Regions from separate parts of the Mus musculus genome. Here all the other regions are linked to region 2. Evidence: chromatin loops called from intact Hi-C (ENCODE). Cell type or tissue: left cerebral cortex. All regions are shown on one strand. Region 1 holds the start of Susd1 (sushi domain containing 1). Region 2 holds the start of Ptbp3 (polypyrimidine tract binding protein 3). Region 3 has its middle 29 kb from the start of Susd1.

The links. A loop is a pair of places that touch in the nucleus more often than their neighbours do. Peaks named below come from ENCODE experiments on the same cell type or tissue, not always from the same donor. Only the 100,000 strongest peaks of a DNase experiment are listed, where the experiment ranks them.
Region 1: a loop joins it to region 2, with 1.9 times the contacts of the local background. A loop is called at or near these places in 2 of 42 quality-filtered maps.
Region 3: a loop joins it to region 2, with 2.2 times the contacts of the local background. A loop is called at or near these places in 2 of 42 quality-filtered maps.

The regions. Positions count from the first base shown.
Region 1 is chr4:59,435,034-59,443,033 of GRCm38, forward strand. It overlaps Susd1 (sushi domain containing 1), which reads right to left and starts at 3,600. Exons shown (of 17, transcript NM_001163288.2): 1 at 3,173-3,600. The coding sequence starts at 3,290. In left cerebral cortex, no CTCF peak of the experiment used is centred here; a DNase peak (open chromatin) is centred at 3,110; H3K4me3 peaks cover 1,135 bases; H3K27ac peaks cover 414 bases.
Region 2 is chr4:59,543,907-59,551,906 of GRCm38, forward strand. It overlaps Ptbp3 (polypyrimidine tract binding protein 3), which reads right to left and starts at 5,458. Exons shown (of 14, transcript NM_178164.3): 1 at 5,242-5,458. In left cerebral cortex, no CTCF peak of the experiment used is centred here; DNase peaks (open chromatin) are centred at 3,531, 3,831, 4,949, 5,498 and 1 more place; H3K4me3 peaks cover 2,737 bases; H3K27ac peaks cover 1,239 bases.
Region 3 is chr4:59,463,689-59,471,688 of GRCm38, forward strand. No RefSeq gene overlaps it. Among named protein-coding and RNA genes, the nearest start is that of Susd1, 29 kb to the left of the region's middle. In left cerebral cortex, no CTCF peak of the experiment used is centred here; no DNase peak of the experiment used is centred here.

The DNA of each region.
Region 1 (8,000 bases), 110 kb before region 2:
AGAGAAGTGGACGGTGCCCAGTGGACTCCACTAAGTGAGAGCTGCCATCCTGGTTCTGAAATCTGACCAGGAGGAGGAGGAAGAGGAGGAGGAGGAGGAAGAGGAGGAGGAGGAGACAACAGTTTCCTGGTCTTCCTTCCTGGGATTAGTTTCTCCCACCTGAGGCCCAGCTTTACAAGGACCCAATTAAATATCATGCCCATTCTTGTATTTCCACCTCTCCCTGCTGAATAATGCCTGCTGGTCTAACGTGTGAGTAGACAGGACTTACTCCTCCCCAAATCCTTCTCTGACCTGACCAGCCCAACTGAAGAGCACCCTGCTTTTCCTTCTAACTTATCAGAGCAATCCTGTGTTGTCAGTCAAAGTCACTGACTTTTTCTCAGCATGCTGTGAGCTCCAATTCTGGTTTCCTCAGCACCACACTAGTCCAGGAATGTTAGCCTTCTCTCTTCCTTGCACCTATCGTCTAAACTACTCTGCTCCATGAACCCATCCTTGAACTGAACATGGTACAATATGCCTATAATTCTCAGCACCTAAGGCTGGGGCAGGAGGATCATTTCATCCCCACATTTTCTACCTTTGAGAAAGCAGGGTTTGTTTTTTTTTTTTTTTTTTTTTTTTTTTTTTTTTTTTTTTTGTAGAACTGGATTCTAAGTTTGTAGGAAACTGTCTACCTAAGGAGAGTCATTCAACAAGGCAGCCCTAACTTCATTTCCCCCAAAACATCTCACACTTTCCAGGTGGCCAGGAGGTGTGGCTCAGTGGTAAAGTGTATGCTTAGATGCAAGGTCCTGAGTTCAATCCACAGCATCTAAAACATCTAAGAAATAAAGTGTAGACAGAGTGACTTCTGGTTATATTCAGCCATCTTAGACCAATAATTCAATGAACTGTACTTGATACTTTGCTAGGCTAGAGTTTTTACACAGATCCTAAAACCGTTTTCAATTATCTATAGGTTTTTATTCACACTGTTATGGGAGACTGTGCTTGCTACTTTTATGTCTACTTGACACAATAAGTTAGAGTCATTTTGGAAAAGGGAACTTCAAGTGAGAAAAACGTTTCCATAGATTGGCCTGTGGCGAGCTTGTGGTGCATCTTCCTGATTGAAGATCGCTGTAGGAGGATCCAGCTCACTGGAGGGTGCTTACCCCTGGGCTGGTACTCTTGGGTGTTGCAAGAAAGCAGGCTGAGCAAGCCATGGAGATTGAGTCAGTAAGCAGCACTCCTCCATTGCTTCTGCTTCAATTCCTGCCTCCATGGTCCTGCCTTGAGTGTTTGCCTTGACTTCTTTCTCTAAAGGACTGTGATCTGAGAATTGTAAGCTAAAATAAACTCTTTCCTCCCCAAATTGTTTCTGGCTGTGCTGTTTTATCACAGTAGAAACCCTAAGACAGAGACCCAAGGGGGAAGGAAGAAAGCCTACTGAAGTACCAGATGTCAGAGGTGGAGGGGAGCCATTCTAGAAAGCTGAGACATCAAATACCCAAAGTAATGGTAAAATTCACTAGGCAACCAATAATCCCTACACTGGGGAGGCAGAGGCAGGGAGATATCTGAGTTCAAGGTCAGCCTGGTCTACAAAGAAAGCCAGAGCTACACAGAGAAACCTTGTCTCAGGAAAAAACCCAAACAACAACAAAGTAGCAGGATAAGAGAATTTGGGAGGGCAGGAATCTGCTCCACTAAGCCCACTCATCTCGTTTCTTTTCCACTTCTAGAGCCTGTTTGGTTTTGCAAATGTTTGTTTTTGAGACAACCCACTCTATGGTCCAGACTAATCCCAAACTCATGGTGCCTCCCTCCTCCGTGTCCCAAATTCTAGGATTAAGCATGAACCACCACCACTCTGGAGCTCAGTGCTTGGCTTTATTAAGGAGATGCCAGAGAGAGACTGGGTGTCCTTGTATGTATGTACTGTTTGCCATCACTCCCTCAGTGTCCTACAATGGCTCCTGGTGGCTTCTCACCAGGAAGGAACAGTTAAACCCAAACACCATGCTCTCTCTGCCAGTCAAGATGAGACTGACTCCCTCTTGCCAAATCCAGTCTGTTTTCTCATCTCTAGCCCCTTCTGTATTCTGCGTCCTGCTTTCCCACGCTATCCCCAGTCTGAAATCCATCCATTACTCTGTTGGGCTTTTCGTTTTGTTTGTTTGATCACAGTGTTTCACACTGTAGATTAAACTACTCTGGAACTCACTATGTAGCTCAGACTGGCCTGGAACTCACGGCAGGCAATCTTTCTACCTATCTCACACATTGGATTCCTTTTTACACACATTTCTAAAGACCTCTTACTATGGAATGGGGCACCCCTCCCCTTTTCCGAAATCCAAGGAACCGCTCAGCTTGTCTCATGCATAATGGCTGCCCAGTAAAACACAGTTGTCCTCTCCTCTGACCAGTACACCTTCTCAGAGCACTTGACACGTTCTGCTATTATGTGGGCAGACTTCGCCTCATTTTCCTGTTTGAATCCTCCGTGTCAGGTAAATCCCACCACGCTCACTGGTCCCAATTTGTCTAAAACACAGACTATTTGCCTGCCTCTCTCCTTGGGACTATGAACCACTAGAACGCCAACATTGCACGGTTACATCTGACCCAGGGAAGATATTAAAGGACTTTCTACGGATGGATGGATGGATGGATGGATGGATGGATGGATGGATGGATGGATGGATACACAAATGCATGGATAAACAGACTAAATAAACGAATGGATGAATGAACTAAAGGATAAACTCTTCCTATAAACTTCCTTATTCTTCTTTACATTCTTAACATTTAGTTCTTCGTGGAAGTGAAAAATAAGGAAAGGGACAGGTGGTGGTGGGAGAGCCACTACAGGTCAGGAATTTGTCCTGCAAAAGCCAGGGAGACTGGAAGCTGTAGAACCAGCGGCTCGCCCTCCCACATCCTCCACGCGGCGCACCGGTCCCCCAAACCCCCACCCGAGTCCAGTCCCCACCCCACCCCCACCCACTCCGGGAGACGCGAGTTGGAGCAGGGCCGCCTCCACTACACACCCCACAGTCCCCGGGGCGGGCAGTCTGGCGTGCTTCTCGCCGCTCCGCCTCCATGATCCTTCCACGCCCCGACTCTGCGCCTCCAGATCCGGAGCGCGAAGCGTCCTGCGCGCCGAGTACCCTGCACTCACCTTCCGTGCCAGGCTCTCCGCTGACGCCGCGGGCTAGGCTGAGCAGCAGCACGAGCCGCAGCAGCCGCTGCAACCCGCATCCTGGAGAGCGGCGCGTGCCCCGGGGACCCCGGCCCATGCCGCTGGCTCCCTCCCGGCGCCCGCCACTCCCCGGAGGCCCCTGTGCAAGGAGATAAGGCCAGAGGCGCGAGGAAGGGGCGGCGCAGAGGCTTCCGGCGCCGGGTTGCGCCGGTCCCGGCGGGGAGCAGGGTCCCAGGTCCCCGGATCTAGGTGCGCCTGGTGCACCGGCTGCGCGCGAGCTGAGCCACGGGGAGAAAGCGGACTGTGCTAGGGGGGAAACATCGCAGTGCAAGTGTGACTTGTGGAGACCAGAGAAGTGCAGTAGCCACAGGAAAGGGTCTCTGACTGGACGGGTCAGAGAGTTGGGAGGTGGTGGCCGCCCGCGCGGAGGGAAAGAAAGGAGAGGAAACTAGTCATGGGCCAGTTCACCCGGGGTGCACATGCTGGAACAGGTGACAAAACAAAAGTTCCAGCTACTTGCTGGACGACGCCCTCCTTGGCACGTTAGGAATCGAACGGGGAGAGACACGTGGTGAGAAAGACATGGAAGACAGGACAACCGTGTATTCTAGAAACCGAGGGACCGTTTTAAGGTGGGGACAAAAGGTTAGAGAAATATATGGCAGAGTTAAAGAACTCTGCTCTGAGAGTAGGGTCAGCATCAGGGCGTGAGGGGATCCGGGAAGGGGCAGGTGATCCTCTGAATTTTGGAGAGAATCAGAAATGGAGTGTTCAGGGACAGAGTCCACCACGTCTTAAGATTAGTGCAATATTAGAGAAAGGACAATATTAGATCAAGGAGAAACTGTGAATGTCGCTTAGATCTATGCTTTGGGTGGACTGTGGTGGGAGACTGGGGAGCAGAGGGTTAACGTGAGTTAGGAATTGGGGTTGAGGGAGGCTGAGGAAGGAAGATCAGTTTTGTCTGTGGGGCCCGCCCAAGTGCAGGGGGCACTCCCCACTTCAGCAGGTACCCTCATTTGCTTTCTCACCGGTGAACTAGCCCTACCTCTAAGGCAGGCAAATACACCCATATAAGGGCTGAACTTGGGCTGCCTTAGGAAGAAACCGTTAAAATAAACTTCCTAGTCTCTTGTAACAAGTTTTCTTGAAGATTATTTCTGTCCAACAAAGAAAGAAGCCTGCTTTGGGAAGTAGTAGAGCACCATGAAAGTGTGAACATGTCTCTAGGTGTTTGGGCAAAACCAGTCTCCAGGAACCCTCACAGGTCATTGCACAAATCCACTGTTCAAGACATTTTTAAAACAACCTTTATCTCTACTTCTCATGCCCTTCTGCAAAATAAATATGTATATATACTTTAAAAAAAAACATGATGCATGAAAAAACAACTATCCAAGACTTGGACATGGGAAGGAAAATTACTGGGTGTCTCTTTCAGCATGCATGGGAGTAAATGCTATCTAACCCACTTTCCGTGGATTATTCAATTCAAAAGTGTACTTTTATGAATGTCCTACTGACTAGGTTTGTTTGTGGCTTTATAAGAGTATACGTTAACTTAAATAACCCCGATGACAATATTATCAATCAGAGCTGTCTGTCTGTCTGTCTGTCTGGGGTCCTTTACCTGAATAGAAAGAAATCCTGAGACCACAATGGCAGTGCATGCCTTTAAGCCCAGCAGTCAGGAGGCAGAAGCAGAAGGATGTGAGTTCCAAGCACCTTGATCTACACTACAAGTTCCAGGATAGCCAGAACTACGTAGGGAGAGCCTGTCTCAAAATAACAAACAAAAAACTCTGAGACAAGCAGAGAGGCTTTTCTGGCTTTGGTGCCCTCTAGGTCATAGGTCTAGAGAGCCTGTGGGCTGGACTAAGGGACGGTGATAACTAGGGGCCTATTGCTTCATGCTTTACAAGCCAGAGACATGACTAGGCATTCAGGCTGGAGGCTTGTTCCTCTGGACTTTAACCACCAGCAAACCCCAGCATTTTGCAACTGTTGCAACCCTCTTCTTCCAACAGCAGTATGAGGGAGCAGTAGGCAGTTCCTACTGGGACTGCAACTCCTGAAAGGGCTCTGGGTTTTTGGACCATCAGCTCCTTATAGGAGCCATTACAGCCCTGCAGCCCAGTGGCCAGAGACTTTGACAGCTCCTTGGAACTCTTCTGGTGGCTTAGACACACAGACTTTTTTTTTTTCTTCAGCTATTCACAGTACTCTGTCTCCATGGCCTTTCTCCCTATCCTGCGCTGTCATGCTCTGGAATGTTTTAGCTGCTGCACCATCTTCTTGGCATTGCTGCCTTCCACTGTGTCCAGCAACCATCTCTTCTTTGTGTTGCCAGCTCACCCAGGGCCACTAAATATAAAGATCAAAAGTAACCAGGAGTTGAGGGTGTAGCATGCTTATCTACCATGCATGAAGCCCTGGGCATAAAATTGAGGTTGTGCAAGCTGTGATCCCAGCACTCTGGAGGTAGAGGCAGGAGGATCAGGAGTTCAAACTACAATACAAGCTGAAGGCCAGCCTGGGCTATTTGAATGTCTCAGATATTTAAAAGAGGAGTCAGGGTGGGGCTAGGGAGATAGTTCAGTGAGTAGGAACACTTGCTCTGCAATATGAAGTAGAATCTCCAGGAGCAATTAAAAGAGGCAGGCATCGCTATACATGGTGCTAACCCAGCACTGAGAGGCAGAAAGAGGCAAATTTGAGGCACTCACTGGACAAACAGCCTAAACCAAACAGTAGGTTTCATGTTCACTAAGAGAAACTCTCTCAAAGCAATAATGTGGAAAGTGGCTGAAGGTTTCCTCTGGCCTCTACATGTGACCTCCGGCACTGGTATCCGCACATTGAGTCACAACATGAAAGATTATTTCATCAGTATTGTTTCAAGAATCAAAAGAGAACAGTGAACCACTTTTAAATTAGGAGCAGAAAAAATGGCTGCTGTGAAAATATTTGGCTTAAGAAAAATATCGGGGGCACGGTCAGGTATAGGGAGAGTAGGGAGAAAGGGCCAGGAGAGTGAACAAAAATTGGTAGAGTGGGGAGTGGGGGATCTCTAGGACACAACAGAGAGCTAAAGTGGGGAAGCCTCCAGGGAGTCTATGAGGGGGACTTTAGCTGAGACACCTAGCAGTGGGGCATATGGAGCCTGAAGAGGCCACCTCCTGTAGCCAATCCAGCTGTCTCTGCACCTCACTTCCTTTTTCTGTACCCCACTTCCTTTTTCTACAGTCACATGCATTTTCTGTTCCTCCCTTTCCTTTTCCTGTTTATTAATACTATCAATCCCGGAACCTCTTCTGGTTCAAGGGCTGCCCAAGTCACTGGTTCAATGTAACTGTTCAATTTAATCCCCTCCCCCTTGTTTTCCTTCTGACTGTGTATGTGGAAAAACACCCACCCATATGGACACATATGTTCTGTGTTGAATTAGAGAGTACAAATGGAAGTAGCAGTTTGGGGTTCTTGCTTTCCTCTCAAACGCTCACACTTAAGTATGCAACAGTGCTTTTAAACAGGAAAACAAGCCACCAATGAAACAGCTAGTTCTACGGAATGCATTAGACTAGCTTTGCCACACAAGACCTCCACAAAGGGCTGGGGTGAGGAAAATAAAATAATGACCCTTATAAAAAAAAACTGCATACACACAAGTTATTGTGTGTATATATGAATGCAATGTGCAGTCTTCATCATGTATTACATTTTAACTCAGAATCATTGTATAAGAACCACTGTAGAAAATGGAAAATACACTTCTTACCAATGCAAAATGATTTATCTTGTTGCTATCTACAATGTTCGCTGCAGTCAGTGACTTCCCTAGCCACACAAATGCCAGTTTCCTGGCTTAAAAAGAATAATTGTTGCACCACTAAAATATCATTTTTTTTTTCATTTTAGGAAAGATCTTGTTTAGAATGGCATGGGACACCAATCTCCACTTTATTTCAAACTAAAAAAAAAAAAAAACTTTTCTATTTTAATTTACTTACCAGAAGACATCCATGTAGTTAAATGAAGGACTTCAAAGGTTAGGAAGCTGGCTTAGTTGGCAAAATGCTGGCCGCACAAGCCTTATGAATTTAGATCTCCAGTACACTTGCCAAAAGCCAGGCCGAGAAGCATATACCTGTAACCCAAAGCTGGGTGTCAGAAGCAGGGGGAACCTGAAGGTTCACTGCAAGCTCTAAGCTCAATGAGAGACTCAGTCAACAAACAAAACAAAACAAATAAAACAAACAAACAAAAAACTAAGTCCCATGGAGAGTGCTAGAAGAAGACACCTAAAATTGACCTTTGGCCCGCACATGCCCATACACAAGCAAGCATATCTGCACATGCATGTGCACGCCATGAACACACACGATGCATACACAGTACTTAAAGCCTACCTATTCGAAGTGGATCCTAAAGGACCCAGAACGGATATGCATGCTCAAGAGAGCCTTCCAAAGACACCAGAGAGAAATTATTCAACCCTTGTAGGTGTAAGAAAGGAATCCCTGGTAATTCTAGAGTTGCGAGTCATCACAGGTTACAAAACATTAAAGTCCATTTTAATGCACATTAAATGCAACTAAGACATTTAGTGACAATGAAGATATGTGTAGACCTGTGTCTCTAGCAGCATTATTCATGATGACCAGAAAGGCAGAAGCAAACGTAGGTCCATTAGAACTGAGTGGGTAAGAATGTGTGGTTCATATGTACCATGGAATAGTTATCAGCCTTTAAAAAGGGAGGGAAAAAACATCTGAAATAGGCCACATACTTAAAGATGTTATAAGCA
Region 2 (8,000 bases):
CCAGATTGCCCTCTTATGACCTCCATAAACACCAGACACACATGTAACATACACCTAACATATATGCAGGAAAAACACTCATACACATAAAATAAATTTTAACTAATTTTAAATAAATACCTTTTTAATCCACGAAGCAAAATTAGGGAACACTGCCTAAATTCCATTCTTGCTAATTAAAACCATTAATTGTGTTGTATTATTCAAACACCAAACAAAGAAAACAAATATTGACTTATTTTTCATATATTCTGAATGAAATGAAAGTCTTACTGACTCATTATTTGGTAATAACTAAATTTCCTTGGTGAGATCAAAGAAAGAACAATCTTGCCAGAAAGTACATTGAATATTTTAAAGCACAATTCTAGTATTTCAATATATAGATGCTGAATAGATGTATAGTATACATTTTTATAACATGCATAAATATATTAATATAGGCTGCCTATTGAATTAACTAATCAGCTTATCATCTCTTCAGAGCTGTTGCTTTCAAAATGGTTACTTCAAAAGATACAAACAGAAAATCCAATCTTAAATATTCATATCTGGTTCCTAAGCATAACATTTAAATTTCTTTCATTTATTATGGATGAGTTTTCACCATAATAAAATAAGCATAATTCTTTAACCTTAAAGTGGTATCTTTTTTAAATGTCTGCTGTATTTATTTCTGGCCAGATAAAAAGCCAGAATCACAAAACACATCTTTAAAGACCAAAACAATTCACTTAAATATCCCTTCTTCCACAGGCACCTCAGAGACACAGTTGAGGCCTGAATTTCTAATCTCTGCATATTATTCTTAAGCGAGAAACTGATGACATACGGGAGGAGGCAGTTCCAGAAAAGGCTGCCTCTATTAATTTCCTACTCATAAACATATTCAGAGCTTGCCAAAACAGGCCAACTCTACCTAACCTCAAAAGATAGTTCTCAACTGTGCTAGTCTTAGACACCCCATTCTCTAACTTCTCCTTATGCCTATTTCTTAAGAAATCATAGAATACAAGCACTACCATCACATCCTGTAAGTATACACAAACAAACAGAACTGACTAACAAAACAGAGCTAGGGAGCCATGGTGGGATGTGTGCTAACTCTGACAGACTAGAAAGCCATCACACTATATAAATAAACCTAGCTTATTTAAAATAGATGCAAAGGTAAAGATTTTGTTCTTCTTTCTCCAGTAATCTGCACTATGTGGCCTATTGAACTAGATTCCCAAATCAGTATCAAATATCGAAGAAAACTTTATGACAGTTATCTTATTATTTTATTTTATTTGTCTTTAAATTTCATGTATGTGTACATGCCTGACTATGTATGTGAACTCAGAGGTCAGAACAATGCATCTGACCCCTTGCAACTGAAGGTACAGGTAGTTGTGAGTCACCGTATACCTCCTGGGAACAGAACCCTGGTTGTCTGCAAGAGCAGTAAGTACGTACTGCGGAACCATCTCTCCAACCCAAAGACAAATTATAGTTTTAAACCCTCATACTGACTGAGGAGTACTGTTTTCTTGATTTGTATTTTGTAATCCAATAATGAGAAAATTCTGGTGTAACTAAAGACTTGAAACTTGGAAAAATCATTACTACAACATATTGAGACATATTGAGTTCTCTAGATAGTCACGTTTTAGATAGAGACTTAACTGCTAGCAACAAGGTGTAACAACAACAACAACAACAAAGGGGTAAGTCTTTGAAAACTGAACAGGAAGACAAGCATTTGAACACCTTGGACAAACTTTCTCAACCTGCTTTTTCATCTCTAAAATAAGACTAGTAATTACCCATCTTGAAGGGATGTGATAATGATTAGTGCGCATACAGGTAAAACACATGGCACATAGTTGGCAGTCAAAAAAAATCAGCTATTGTTATTTTATTATTCATAAGTGCAGCAACAAAAGAAGATTTTAAAAAAAATATCAGGGCCTATGATTATTTTAACTACAAAAACAAAGCCAATCTCCCCCTTCCCAATTCTGTTAAGTAATACTTTGGGTGGTTTCAATTTTCCATACATAATACTATAGTTTCTCCTAAAAGGTACATAAAATCCAAAATTAGCCACAAGCCTACTTATTTTGGAGTTAAAAGTAAAAGACTATTACCACACAGAACAAAAGACAATTTTGTGAACAGGTGAAATCATTTCACCACTGGTGGGGAAATGTCAAAATTAAAATATAAAAACTATGAAAGGATAGTAAAAGATTCCTACCTTTAAACCGACTGCTATAAGATCTGTAACAACACTGTATGGAAAAAGTAAAAAGAGAAAATGGAAAACAAAGTTAGAGAACAAGTTTTAAAAGACAGATAAGATTAAAGAAAAAGAAAAAGCATTATAATAACAAATAATGAAAAAATGAACTGTGAAATGTTAATAAAGAAAAAAAAAACAACAACAGACAGTGTAGCAACAGCAGAGTTCAAAAGCAAAGCCTCAACATCAACGCAAGAAACAAATTACTCTCTAGTGTGTAGGAAAGAACAGTTGTGCTTCAATACAATAAGCATGTGTTTATCTCACTTTGACAAGTCCAAACCGAAACTGAAATCATCAAAGTTCATTCTTTTAAATCATTGACAGGAGTGATCACACCCTGAAGCCTCGGTAAAACAGAACCTGGGCTTGAACTTTACAGCCACAAAAAGCATCTTGTAAGTCAGCTTCATATCACCCGAAAGCCTCACAAAAGCATGACTGTCTCCCAGGCTAATAACTACAAGCATCAGTTTGTACACACCATTCAGATTTACTATTTTAAAAATGTTATCCATCAATACTGTTCTGAATACAAAAAACCATGGTAGAAATGAACATGAACGAACACACAAACACACAAGAACATACATGAACACACACACACAGGGATGGGGGGGGGGAGGCAGAGAGCTGGGATTCGAGGAGGAACTAAAAATATGTTGGCTAGTATGCTTTGTTTTTTTTGTTTTTGTTTTTTAACTACTCAGAATAAAGGAAATGGGCTTTTTGCAAGCTGTGGGAAAATGAAATTTAATAAGCTTGCCTGGGGCATAGGTCACTATATTAAAAGCGACACTCTATAAGATAATGTGTGAAAACTCCTATGCAGCTATACCAAAACTGGCCTCTTCTATAGCTTCAGTTAGCAGTTTAGCTCCATATTTCCTAAAAGAAAGCTACACATCAGTTCTGTATTACGTTACTAATCAATAGAGTCATAATTTCCTAAAGGTATGTAAACTTGCCTTTGCATCAAGTGGTATAAACTTCACTGTTTTAAACAATAACCATTCCTTTTTTTCCTTGTGGAGTCCTGAAACTTGTATTCATTTCTCTGAAACGTAAGCCTGATAAATAGCTGATACACTAGACTTTTTACGAGTGTGTAATAGTATCTTTGCTGGTCCTGATGTACAAAACAACATTTCCCCATTTGAATGCCTCCGTCTGCATCACCGGCTTCTTAGCTTTAATTCCACAAGCAAGGCAAAGTTCTTAAAAACTATCAACAAGTCAGTTTGGGAAGGCTAGGGCAGAGAAGTATGAGCAGAATGAATGAGGTGGTGTGTGTGTGTCTATGTGAAACATTTTAAAACCTGTTACTTTGTAAGCCAACTAAAAAGGTAATTTTTAACAAGATGTAGTAAGTAGCAAATGCTCACTAAAAGCCTATGGATTCTCTGTTCTGGATCAGATAAACCGTAGATGCTGAATAAGGGTGACTATTCCTAGTCACCCTTGCCCCCCACCATTGCGCTGTGGGGGAGGAGCTTGCACTTCACAGTGAAGAAGCGAACAGTCAAGCCCTTTAAATCTCACCACACAAAAAGCTAACTTGTTTCCCCACACCCGAAGTTGAACCTTCTGAAGACGAACACTTCATAGCCCTTCCTGAACTGATATAATGGCACTTATGGCATAAATCACTGAAAGTTATTTCACACGTAAAATGAATCAGAGTCGGGTAATGAGAAGCCAATGCTCAAGGTGAAGCGTTCGCTCGCAAAGTAGCTCCCATTAAATAAAAATACTTTAAAGAGCATCACAACCATAAATCAAAATCTAAAATTGCACTTTGATATCTGCAGCAGTGTGCAATCTGCATTCAAATGAGATAAACCATATATCACAATATTGTGAAATTAAGATAAACGAAACCTAACGAGGGCAAAAATTGTAAAATTCTAGTGTCCTCACTTAAACACGTATGATCAACTACGCGGCAAGTTACTAAATGTATTTTACTTTTCAAACAAGTTATATGCTCCACCATTCCGCAGTTTATAGAATCCTTGTCAACAAAAGTCGGCGGGGGAGGGGGTTAAGGAACAACTCAAACGGCAAAGGTTTAAATAAATAAAAGGTGGAATTTCTAATTGACTTGGAGTTGTTGGTGGTTTTTTTTAATCTTGACTATATGACCCTCAATTCACGCTTTTTATTAAAATACATCAGGTCCTGCCCCATGTTCCAGAGTTCCCAGAGAAATTACGAGCTCGGAAAAGGTGACTGTAAATCTTTTTTTTTTTTTCTTTTTTCTTTTTTTTTTCCCCCTTTTAGTCACAGACCCCATTTAAACCGAGCAGTTGAAAGCGCCCGGAAATCTACACTTACACAATATCTGACATCGCCCGAGGCGAATTCACGAAGTTTCTTGGGGGTGGGGAACGAAGAGGAAGCGTCCCTGGTGATAAAGTGCAGACGCTCGGTATTTAGAAGTGGTTAACGTATCTCACAGCCCAAATCGGGAGACCCCGCCGGTTCCGAGACCCGCACGGGCCCGCAGTTCGAGACCCGGTCGCCGCCCAGACGGCTGTCGCCGCTCGCCCGGGCCCGCCGCCGGGGGAAAGCTCCGCCGCGCGCCCCACCCCACCGGTAAACAGCAACTCCCCGAGCGCCGCGGCCGCCTCAGCCTCCGCCCCCGCCAGCGCCGCGCACCATTTTCTGAGAGGAAGTGTGGGGAGTCCGGCCCGGCACCCCGGCCCTGGCTCGTCTCTGCTTCCCGAAGGCGCCCCGAGGCTGCGAGGGGCGGACGTGACGGGGGCGCCGCGCGCAGGAAGCGGAGACCGCGGCGGACAGACCCCCGCGCTCCCAAGGTCCCTGCCGTCGGGCTTAGCCCCGGGCCGCTCCTCCGCTAGCCGGCGTCGCGCCCTGCTCCCCGGCCTCGGCGGGACGCGTCGCCGAGAGGAAACGAGGCCAGCGCAGCCCCGGAACGGCCACCCGGCACTTACCCATCCATGGCCCAGATGGAGGAGCGCGTTGTGCGGGGATTGACGGGCTCACCGCGGGCGGAGAAAGCGGGCGGCGGCTCCGGGAAACCAGCGAGCGGAGCCGCTCCGCAGCTCCGGCCGGTCAGAGGTGGAAGGAAGAGTGGGAAACAGGGGCGGGGACCGGGCACGCTCTCGCCAGCGCCGCGCCCCCGCCCTCCCGGCCCGCGAGCGCGTTCCCGCCTCGCCTGGCCCCGCCCCCTCGGCGTCGACGCCCTCCCGGGGCTCGGCTGGACTCCAGGGCGCCCTCTTCCCGCCTTCGCCTCTTTGCCCCGCCCCGACACCACCACCCCCGCCCATGCCTCCGCGCGCGTGCGCGCCCCCCGCCCAGCGTCGCGCCTGCGTTCGCGGGAACGCGCGCCTTGTGCTTCCCGCTTCGCGACTCGCCCTCCTACAAGCCCGCGGGCCTTCCGGCTCCCGGGACTCAGGCTTAGGGCCCTGAACGGTGCTGGCTAGAAAAGCCTGGGGACCCCAGGGAACTTTTGAAGCAGAGCAGAGTTACTACTGGCGGGCGACACTGCTGGCAGCACGGCAGGGGACCCGCGCGACGTCCACGGGGCAGGGGTGGACAGTGGTCTTTCCGGACCTGAGAGCAGCGACGGTAGCCTGTCCGCCAGACCCTGACCTCCGAGACCTGCACTGGACGGATAGGTGTGGTTGGGAAAGAAATGAAGTAGATGAGACTGCCCAGGACTGAAGTCCATCTTCACTTTCACACGGTTTTAATCTGAGTGCTTTTCTACCCAACAATCAAATACTAAAAGAAACTTTCATTGCATAGCTATTTAATGGCCATTACAATGCCAGTATTTTATAAGTTTATTTATTCATCCTTCCGCGGGGCGGGGCTGGGGGAGCCTGATTGGAAAGGATTAATGTTTTCCCAGGTACGCGAGAGATCTCCGAAATTTCACAGCCAGAAAATGTTTTGTTTGCACCAAAACCCTTTCCTCTAGTATGAGCAAAACCAAGTTACACGTAAAACGTAAAACAGCTATTTAGTACATATAATGTGTATAACTAGTGAGAACACACGTTCCCCCTCTTTCAAAGCACATCTACTTCTGAACGAACGGAATGCTTTTTCAATTCACAGATCATTGAAATTTGAGCCATTTAAGCCATGTCTTCAAAGTCTGCCCACACCATTTCAAAGGAAGTAACAACTTCAATCTCTTTCCTGATTACCTACTTTAAAATAAGTAGACACTTCTTTAAAAAAAAAAAAAAAAAAAAGTATAACCAGCTTGCAATTCAGGAAGGTCATTTTTAAAGAAATTTCAGTTCCCCTTTTCAAGAAGATGTCAAAAAACATTTTGTATGTTAAATCTAAACATTAAGTTTAGAAACATTTCCACCCTACATTGCCACATGGGATTTTAAAATAGCAACTTGGTATATAGGCACATAACTGTGCCTATAATTCCTACCTGAGTTTAAGGCTACCTTGAGCTACATAGTATGTTTCAGGCCATCCTAGGTCACAGAAAAATAAAGTAATAATAAAATGTCAGAGAAAAGCAGCGGACCAGGTGGTGATAGCACATGACTTTAATCCCAGCACTCACTCAGGAGAAGAAGGGAGAGGAGAGAAGAGGAAGGGAGAGAGAAGAGGAAGGGAGAGAGAAGCAGCCGATGGAGTGTTCTATTGCTGTATTTGAGGTATATTTTATAATAAATTTCCCTGTTTGTTTGTTTGTGTTTGTTTTTAGTTAGTTGCTTGGTTTTTCAAGATAGGGTTGAGATCTCTGTGTAGCCCTGGCTGTCCTGAAACTTACTCTGTAGACCAGGCTGGCCTTGAACTTTGACATATGCCTGCCTACTTTAACTATTTTTAATTACAATATTTTAATTTACTTCATTTTAATACCCCATAGTACTTCATGATTTAATGTGCCATATTTTATTTAAGTTTTTTTCCAAAATAGTGGATGCCTAAATTATTTGTAGCTATTCAAAATAATTAACAATGCCACACAAAACATCACATAGCTATGACCACATATGGTTACATCTATGGAATATAATATTATAGATAGAATTCCAGAACAAAGGGTATAAGCACATCAAATTTGATAAATACCATGAAGGTAATTCTAAAACCAATATGCCAATTTACAAGGTTTTTAAAATAATGACTGTGTAACAGCTCTAACTGTCCTAGAATTCACTTTGTAGCGCAGTCTGACCTTGAACTCACAGAGATCCCAAGTGCTGGAATTAAAAGTGTGCAGCAGCATGCCCAGCAATTTTTTTTAATTACGTATATTAAATGTGTTAGTATGTGCATATGTGAATGAAGTGCTTGTGGAGAGGCCAAAAGAAGATATCAGATTCCCTACAGCTAAAGAGACAGGCCACCTGAGGTTCTCAGGTGCCAAGAACCAAACTAGGGTCCTCTACAAGAGCAGTAAGTGTTGTCAACCACTGGGCTATCCCTCCAGACCCAGTTGTCACTCTTTAAAACTAATGAAGTCGACCTGAGACTCATTATCTATACCAAGTCACTGTAAAAAGTCTATGATTCAGCAGGGCGTGGTGGCGCAAGCCTTTAATCCCAGCACTCGAAAGGCAGAGGCAGGCAGATTTCTGAGTTCGAGGCCAGCCTGGTCTCCAAAGTGAGTTCCAAGACAGCCAGGGCTATAAAGAGAAACCCTGTCTCGAAAAACCAAAAAAAAAAAAAAAAAAAAGTCTATGATTCAAAGACTATAACCCTGAATAAA
Region 3 (8,000 bases), 80 kb before region 2:
CCTTACACCAGATCTACATTGGTGCCACCAATGCAAGGAGTCCTCCCCGGCACTCCACCAAACACATTACAGCCTTGCTCTGTAACACCTAGATGACAGGATTTATAGATGGGATAGAACGAGATCTCTTGAGTAGAGGAGAAGGTGAACCTGAGAAAGGGGCAGACAGCAGGAAAACGGATCAGTAAGATGTGACTTGAGATCTTCACCCTGACTGTGGAAGTAGATGCTCTCAGTGTTCAGATTTGAGACAAATACTCCACTATGTTATTCAGTCTTCAACTCACTGTGGAAGTCAGTCATGTTGGGTGGGTCTATCTGGTAGCCCTTTATAGTCTTTTCCCTTTGTTTCTAACACAGAAAATGGAGATCCGTGTATAAAGTCATTTATTCACATATCTGTGGAGCTGCTGAACAATATATAGTCTTGCCAACACCAGTATTTGTGGGGTTCCCTGCTTGCAAAAAAAATTGTAACGCATAAGTCAATACTCAGGGTTCTTGTTCGGTAATTCACGACATGCACGGTGACTTAAAAAACAATTTGGCCTACCCAACATACACATTCCTAGATGATGTGGGACAGGGTGACTTGCTTGGCATTATTTCAGACCTGGCATTAACAAACGTTCCTTCTCATAGCCATTGTCATGTTCTTGCTTTTTTTTTCTTGTTTTTACAATTTACAACACCCCCCAAGGGAAGTGCTGAAGTGCTGGCTAGCGTTTTTTACATGCAAGAATGACAAGAGGTCACTTGCCTTTAATATTTCCTTCTAAGGCAGGTCTGCTAGCACTGAAGTCATGGGTCTGTTTTGCTTGGGAAGCCTTTGGATTCCTCTTATTTTGAACCACAGTTTTGTTGTATACAAGACTGTTAGTTGATAGATTTTTTTTTTTTTTTTTAATTTTATAGCTGGGAAAAGGTCTCACGTTGTAGCAAAGGCTGGCCAGAACTACATAGATCACTCAGGCTAGACTCAAAACAGACAACCTTCTTGCCGAGCTTTCTGGATGCTGAGATTAGAGTTGTGAGCCATCGTCACTCGGCTTTCAGCGCTTTTAACCACTGAGACATGTCTCCAGCCCTACACCTGGCTTCCTCTCCACTTTCAATGTTGTCCCTCCCACTGCTCTCTGCCTCCTCTGCTTCTGCCAAGTCAGCTAATTTTATTATGATTCCTTCAGAAGTAATGTTGTTGTTTTTTAATTTTCCCCCCTGCTGCTTAAAGATGTTCTTTTCTTTGATTTTCAACATGCTCCCCTATGACGTGGAAGCCTCCTATATCAAGGCTCTTTATTTCCTTTGTTCCTCAAATTATCTAATCTCTAATTGTTGCCGGTTAATGTAGTATTGGAAACCTCTAGTGAACTTTCTGTTTCCATTGTTTGGTTTTCTTTTCCCTCCTTAAGTTCCATGGCTCCATGCAATAAGTTTCTGAGAGTGTATTTAACGTAACATTGGATGTTTGATTATTTCTTTAACCATGCATTGTTTCATTCTTTGAACATACACATTGGCTTCTATAAAATGCTTATCCAATAAATCTGACACTTAGTGTCTCTAATTAATACAATCACTTTTAAAAGTGTGTGTGTGTGTGTGTGTGTGTGTGTGTGTGTGTGTGTGTGTGTGTGCTTGTACATGAGTGTAGTGTCTGAAAGGCCTTGGATATCCATGAGCTGGAGCACAGGCAGTTGTGAACTTGGGTGCTCTACAGTAACAGTAAGTCTCTTTCTAGCCCCAGCACAATGTTTCCTATTGCTCTGCTTTGCTTCCTTTATGGACAATACTTCTGTTTCTCTACATGGTTGAAAATTGTACATCTCAGAAAACATTGTAGTGATTTGGGCTACTGGTCCCATTCTCTGGAACTTGTTCTCCTTGTCTCTACTGGAGACTACAGAGTCTGTCCAGAATCAGTGGTTTTGGTAGGGCTTACTTCCTCTCTCCCCTGGCTGCTAAAACACACTGTTGTCAGATGACTGCTTTACAGTTCTTAATTATGCTCTGGGGGCATAGCTTGCACCACAGTTTATCCAATCCAGTTCTGGCATCTTCAACTGAATAGATTCTTAAAGTTCTGGTTTCTTTTGTCCAACGAACAGTAGACAAGTACTCTTTACCCGAGTAGTCAGCAGCCCAGAAGGCAGATCCTTCTTACAGATTAGGAATGGTTTTATGGTCTGGCTTTTTTGTTTATTTGTTGTTTGTTTTTCCTGAAGTATCATCTGAGCTGCCCACTGGAGCTGGGACACTAGTGTGCCTCTCTGAGTGACAGTCTGGGCCCCTGGTTGGTGGGAAAGTTATCCCCAAATGCACTACAAGAGAATTTTGTTTAGAACTATCATGCTAGGAATCACTCAAGACTCAAATTAGCAGGGCTCAATGCAAACTCTTGATACAGGAGTAGCAATGGCAACACATACGCTGCCATCAGGGCATGGAAAAGGAATTCTTGCTTGAGGACAGGCCATACCAACAGTGGGAAATGGGGAAGTGAACCAAATATTGAGAGTATTTCCATTAATATGAAATTCTGACTGAGGAGTCTTGCTAGGACTAAAATCCAAGGATGAAGCCAATATAAAAAAAAAAAAAAGTAAAAGAAGAGAGAAGGGAGAGGGGGGCAGATAGGGAATCGGGAAGACAGAACAGGGAAGGAAACCTTTTACAGTAGACTGGCTCAGCTTGCCCAGGAGTCTGTAGTGGGAGCAGCTGGGGTTTGGGGGTGGGGGTGGAGTTGCCTTTATTAACAACAACAACAACAAAAAAAAAAACCACACACAACATAAGCTGACACAGAAGTGACCCAGACCCCATAGAAACTATACCCCAAGAAATAGCTCCATTTCATGAGTAGGTTCTAAGCCAAATAATGTTCCTACCTCTACCGTGCTAGGATTTAACCTCAGCAGCAGAGATGCAGCACTGAGAGCTGTGATGGCAGACAGAGGAGCTATTCTGGGTCAGACTCTGACCATTTTGTAGATATTCTGCGGGAAATGTTGGTTTGCAGATTGTCCTTAAAACCATTTCCAAAAGTCTGTGGAAGTGTTTCTGTTTGGCAAGGAATTTAACACATGCCTGTTTTTGAGACCTCAGGCTTCAACAAACGCTGAGCACTGAGCACGGAGCACAGAGCACAGGCCACAGGCATCCATGATTGTGTGTGGATCAATTCCCCCAAATCCTTACTCCATCATCCATCCAATTGGTTCTTTCTCTCAAAAGCAAATGGAAAAGATCTCAGAAGAAATTAAACCCATGGGCACCTTGATCTCATATTTGCAATTTCAAGAACGTGAGATATGAACTTCTCTACCTTGTTTTTGCTGAGGAGAGACCCAGGGCCATGACAACATCCCAGTCAACTATTATCTGAACCACCTAAGTTTGTGATACTGTTCTGACAGCCCTAGCAAACAATATGCAGACTATCTTGACATCCTTGGGATTGTCCAGGTCAAAACATCAGTGAGAAAAATACAGGTTAGAACCAACAGTTCTAGTGAGGACATAGATCCAGGGATCTGAATACTCTTTAAAAATGCTTCTACTTTTTTGTTGTGTACCAAACTCCCTGAAGTTAAGAGGAAGTATCATGGTAGGCTGAGATACAGCCTCTGTTTCCTTTTCTGAGTGACCATTCAGCTGGCTGCCTTTTACTACTGAGCCCAACTTAGGGTCACTCTAGTCTTATTATTCAGAAAAGCCCATGGCTTCTCTGGCTTCAGAGGTAGTGACCAGTGGCTGCCAAGAAAAAGGGAGGCTTCAACCAGAAGTACTTACACTCAAAGCACATGGCAAGTAACTATATCAACAGATACCCACCATGTGCTGGTCTTCTGCAAGAGGCCCTGCTCCTCCTAGTAAGGCGAAAGGCATGTTGGGTATATAAAACAGCAGTCATGAATTGCTTTAGCTGAGTGAGAGAAACAAGGCTTCATTATACAACTCTTTACTATCACAAATATTAGAAAAATGTCAAAGGAACACAAGTCTTTTTTTTTTTTTCTTTTAAGGGATTTGGAGGATTCAAAATAATTTACAAAGTGGGCAAGGACTCTCCAGGAATTTCTTTGTTACTAGAACTGTGTATCTCAGAATACCAAATACATGGTACTGAGACAATTCTCTTATACAGAATCAATCCAATTAATACATGGAAGCAAGCAACAGAATTAGAGCTTTGTGGGCTGGGGATGTAACTCAGTGGTAGAGCACTCTTTTATCGCGTACAAGGTCGTGTATGAGCTTAATCCCCAACAGCACAGTTTTACCAATTTATAGTCGCTAAAATTAATGGAGCTAGGAAATGATTATCAATAGTTACTGCTGTCACAAGGCAGGACACGGTGTCATCTATGAAGTATTCTTGCCAGATAAAAAAAAGGAAGAATAGAAATAGAAGCAGGGAAGGAAGGAAACTAGTCTGAATGAGCAACCAATTTTCAGAAGATGTTGGAGTTAGGATCCCTGGGAAACCCAATCTGCAACATCCAGACAGCAAAAGCTTTCTACAGGAGCTCAGTTCAACAAGCAAAACACAAATCATGGGAAGAAAAGCTGTTACTGACAACCACGCTTTAATACGGACAGAATGGTTTAAAAATAACCCTGAAGGTGAGCAAAAAAGGGGAGAGACATGAAACCACACTGGCCAGCAGTGACTGTTGATGATCAGAGGAGAGACTGTGTTATGCATTTTAGCCGGCAAGAACTTGTCTAGCAAACATGTTGACATTGGTTCAAACCTCGGCATATCAAAATAAACACAAAGAAAGCTGGGTGTATAGTTCAGCAGTAGAATACTTGCTTAGGATGCATAAGGCCCTACATTTGATTACCACGCAGCTAAGTAACTGCAGTTGGATACTAGATACATGGGGTTCTATCATATTATACGTGTATGGGTTAAGAATATCAGTGACAAGTGTAAGTAAGCGTCTTACTACAGTTTTTTTTTGGGGAGGGGGGGATGATAGAGTTAACATAGTCTGCCTGGCTCCTCTAGATAAAAACACATTTGGTTTGAGAACAACCCACTGATCAGGCTTAGAGTTGCAAATACAAAGCTAATATGCATTGAAATGTAACACTTCTGAATCTAGCTGGGTATCAAACCATTGAGAAGATCAATTTTACCTAAAACAAGGTCTTTTGTTAGTGAAACTTGACATACACACAGATGGGGAAGAATTTTGCAGTAAACTTAGACCATGGCATTTTTGAGTTCTTCCTAAGACAGCTTCAGTGGATAGGATATTCTTCTGACTTAAGCAACACAAGCCTTGGGCTTGATAATTTCTTAAAACCTCATTAAAGTGCAACGCAGAAACACAAATCCTACATAGACAAAGATGTATTATCAGAAAATCAATGCTTCTGAGCAACTGGCACAGACGTGAAATACAGACTCATCCGCCTCTCAATCTCTTCCTTTGCCAAGGTCACTCCAAGGTCCTATTTCTGAACCTGATGCAAATACGTCCTCTAAGTTCTGTACTGCTTCTATTGATTGACATCCCATCTGCGAGACTCTTCTATGTAATCACTGTACAGCCCCATTTTAAAATGTTCTATTATCTCTTGATCTGCATCTGATTCTAAAGTGTACATCTGCTGACATTTAGATACTCAATATCTGCTTTCTTTTGGTTAAGGACAATCTCTATAAGCAGATTACAACTTGACATTTGTATTCTTCCAAGATCAAGAATTCTGCAAATTCTATAATCTTAGGCCAAGAACAAAGATATAGGTGCTGACTTAAATCTAACAGAGGGCACTTTCTTCCAAAAGAACCATTACTGCCTCTTCACAGGAATTCATCCATTCTTTTTCTATTTCTTTAGACTAGTTGTGAATTCCATGCTGAAACCCAATGGTTCAGAAATGGAGTTAACTTTCATGAAACCATTTATTTTTATCCTTTTAATTGTTAAGATAGGAACTCAAAAAAGACAAATTCCCATTAATTTCAAGAAACAACAACAAAAAAAGGCATGACGTAGGAATGCCTTGGGAAAGAAATCTCTATAACAGACACAAGATAGCTTTAATCCTTTTAACCATCTGTTTTACCCAGTAGCACCATCCAAGTATTAACACATTGAGGATTAACTAGACCCAGAAGCCAGGCAGTGGTAGTGCATGCCTTTAACCCCAGCACTATTTAAGAGTTAGAAACTAGCCTGGGCCATGGGACCTTGTTTCAGCAAACAGGTTCCGGCTGGGCAATGGTGGCACACACCTTTAATCCCAGCACTCAGGAGGCATAGGCAGGCAGATCTCTTGAGTTTGAGGCCAGCCTGGTCTACAAAGTTGAATCCCAGGTCAGCCAGGGCTAGAGAAACGCTGTCCCAAACACACACACACACACACACACACAGACTTGTGTTCTATTATTCTTTTTTCTTCAAATAACACCTGTCTGAGCAACAATGAATGCTTTCAAATGGCTTATGTCTAGAGTAGAAGTATATGATTAGTAAAAAATAGGTACTGCCATATCACTAGTTGTATGGCAGCTTCAGCAGTATTTATTTTGGCAGAATAGCAGCTACACCATCCAGCTTTGGAACTTTAGAGGCAGAAATTCAAAGGTATGATTTAAAATTAGATGGTCTTTATGGCCACTATACTGCATTCTCCCAAAAGTCACATGCATTTAATGTTTACTTTCCCAGCATGCAACTCAACTGTTGGCATAAGCAGTGTAAGTTGCTGAGTAATTCCTATTCCACAGTGCTGTGGGCTGAACTGTGTACCCCTCATTCCAACTCACATTTGAAGTCTAACTCCCCACATCTCACACTGTATTTAGAGACAAGGCCTATAGTAGATAAAGCAAGGTGAGATGGTATGGTTGGGCTTAATTATGCCTGTTCTGTTGCTTTGAAACATCATCTCTGAGTGGAACCCAAGTGATCCTCCCTCCTGTCTCTACTTCTGCAGTGCTGGGACTACAGGCATGTGCCACTACACCAAGTTTGCTTGCCCTGTAAGATTAGGACAAACACAAGGGAAGAGAACCAAAGGGAGGCACACAAAGACCACAAGATCTACACAGCAAGACAGGTAGTATCAGAAGAAAAACTGCACATGAAGAGAAATGGTGTCAAATTCCCACTGAAGTTGAAAAACAACTTGAATTTTCAGGCCCTATAACTGCAAGGAATGAACTTTTTAAAGGGCTAGGTTTGCCAAACTATATAGTCAGCTTAAATTTTTTAGCAAAATGCTCCCAGCACACTGTCGTCTTTAAAAGATACCCAGTGTCTTTTAAGTTGGGCTTGGTAAAGAGGACATAAGCCCTGTCCATCCCATCCCCCTATCACTGTGGATGGACCTTCACAATCCTGCTGTTATCTGTGCTTGGGAATATAAAACCATAGCACTTACGTGTAGCAGGCAGTAAAGGTAAAGAGAACTGCAATCAACTGAAAACTGAAGCATGGTCTCTTAGTTGTCATGTTAAAACTGGCACAGCTCTTGGTGATAACCCTATGCCCTCTGCTGTACACATTTCAGTTAATCAACTGATCAAAGTTTCATTTGGTTATAGGGTTATCTTTTTCTTCTGCCCCTTTTTACTGAAATTGTTATTTAGTAACATTTAAGTGAATAATAGATCCTATGGGTAAGCTGTAGGTAATGAGCAGTGTTGTAAAATTTCCTTTTGTGCTAAAAATAAATGCCCACTTTCTAGAGATTTTGAGTAAAACAGACATGACTCTTCAGGACTCCTGAACTCCAGTGTTTGTCTGGAGTGAAGCAATATATGGCCAGCTAGCAACTGAACTCAAAAGGACTCCAACTCACTGAAGGTCATATCCTCCATGCCTCCCTGGATACAAAGGGGAAAGGAGGGGAGGAGCCTTGGAGTACACTGATTTATATGTGCAATGGAGGATGCCTGACAAAGCAGTATGTTTTAAAAACAGGGAAGTGCTTTTTTCATTAAAAATGAGAATTATACCTAAAGAATAGATGAC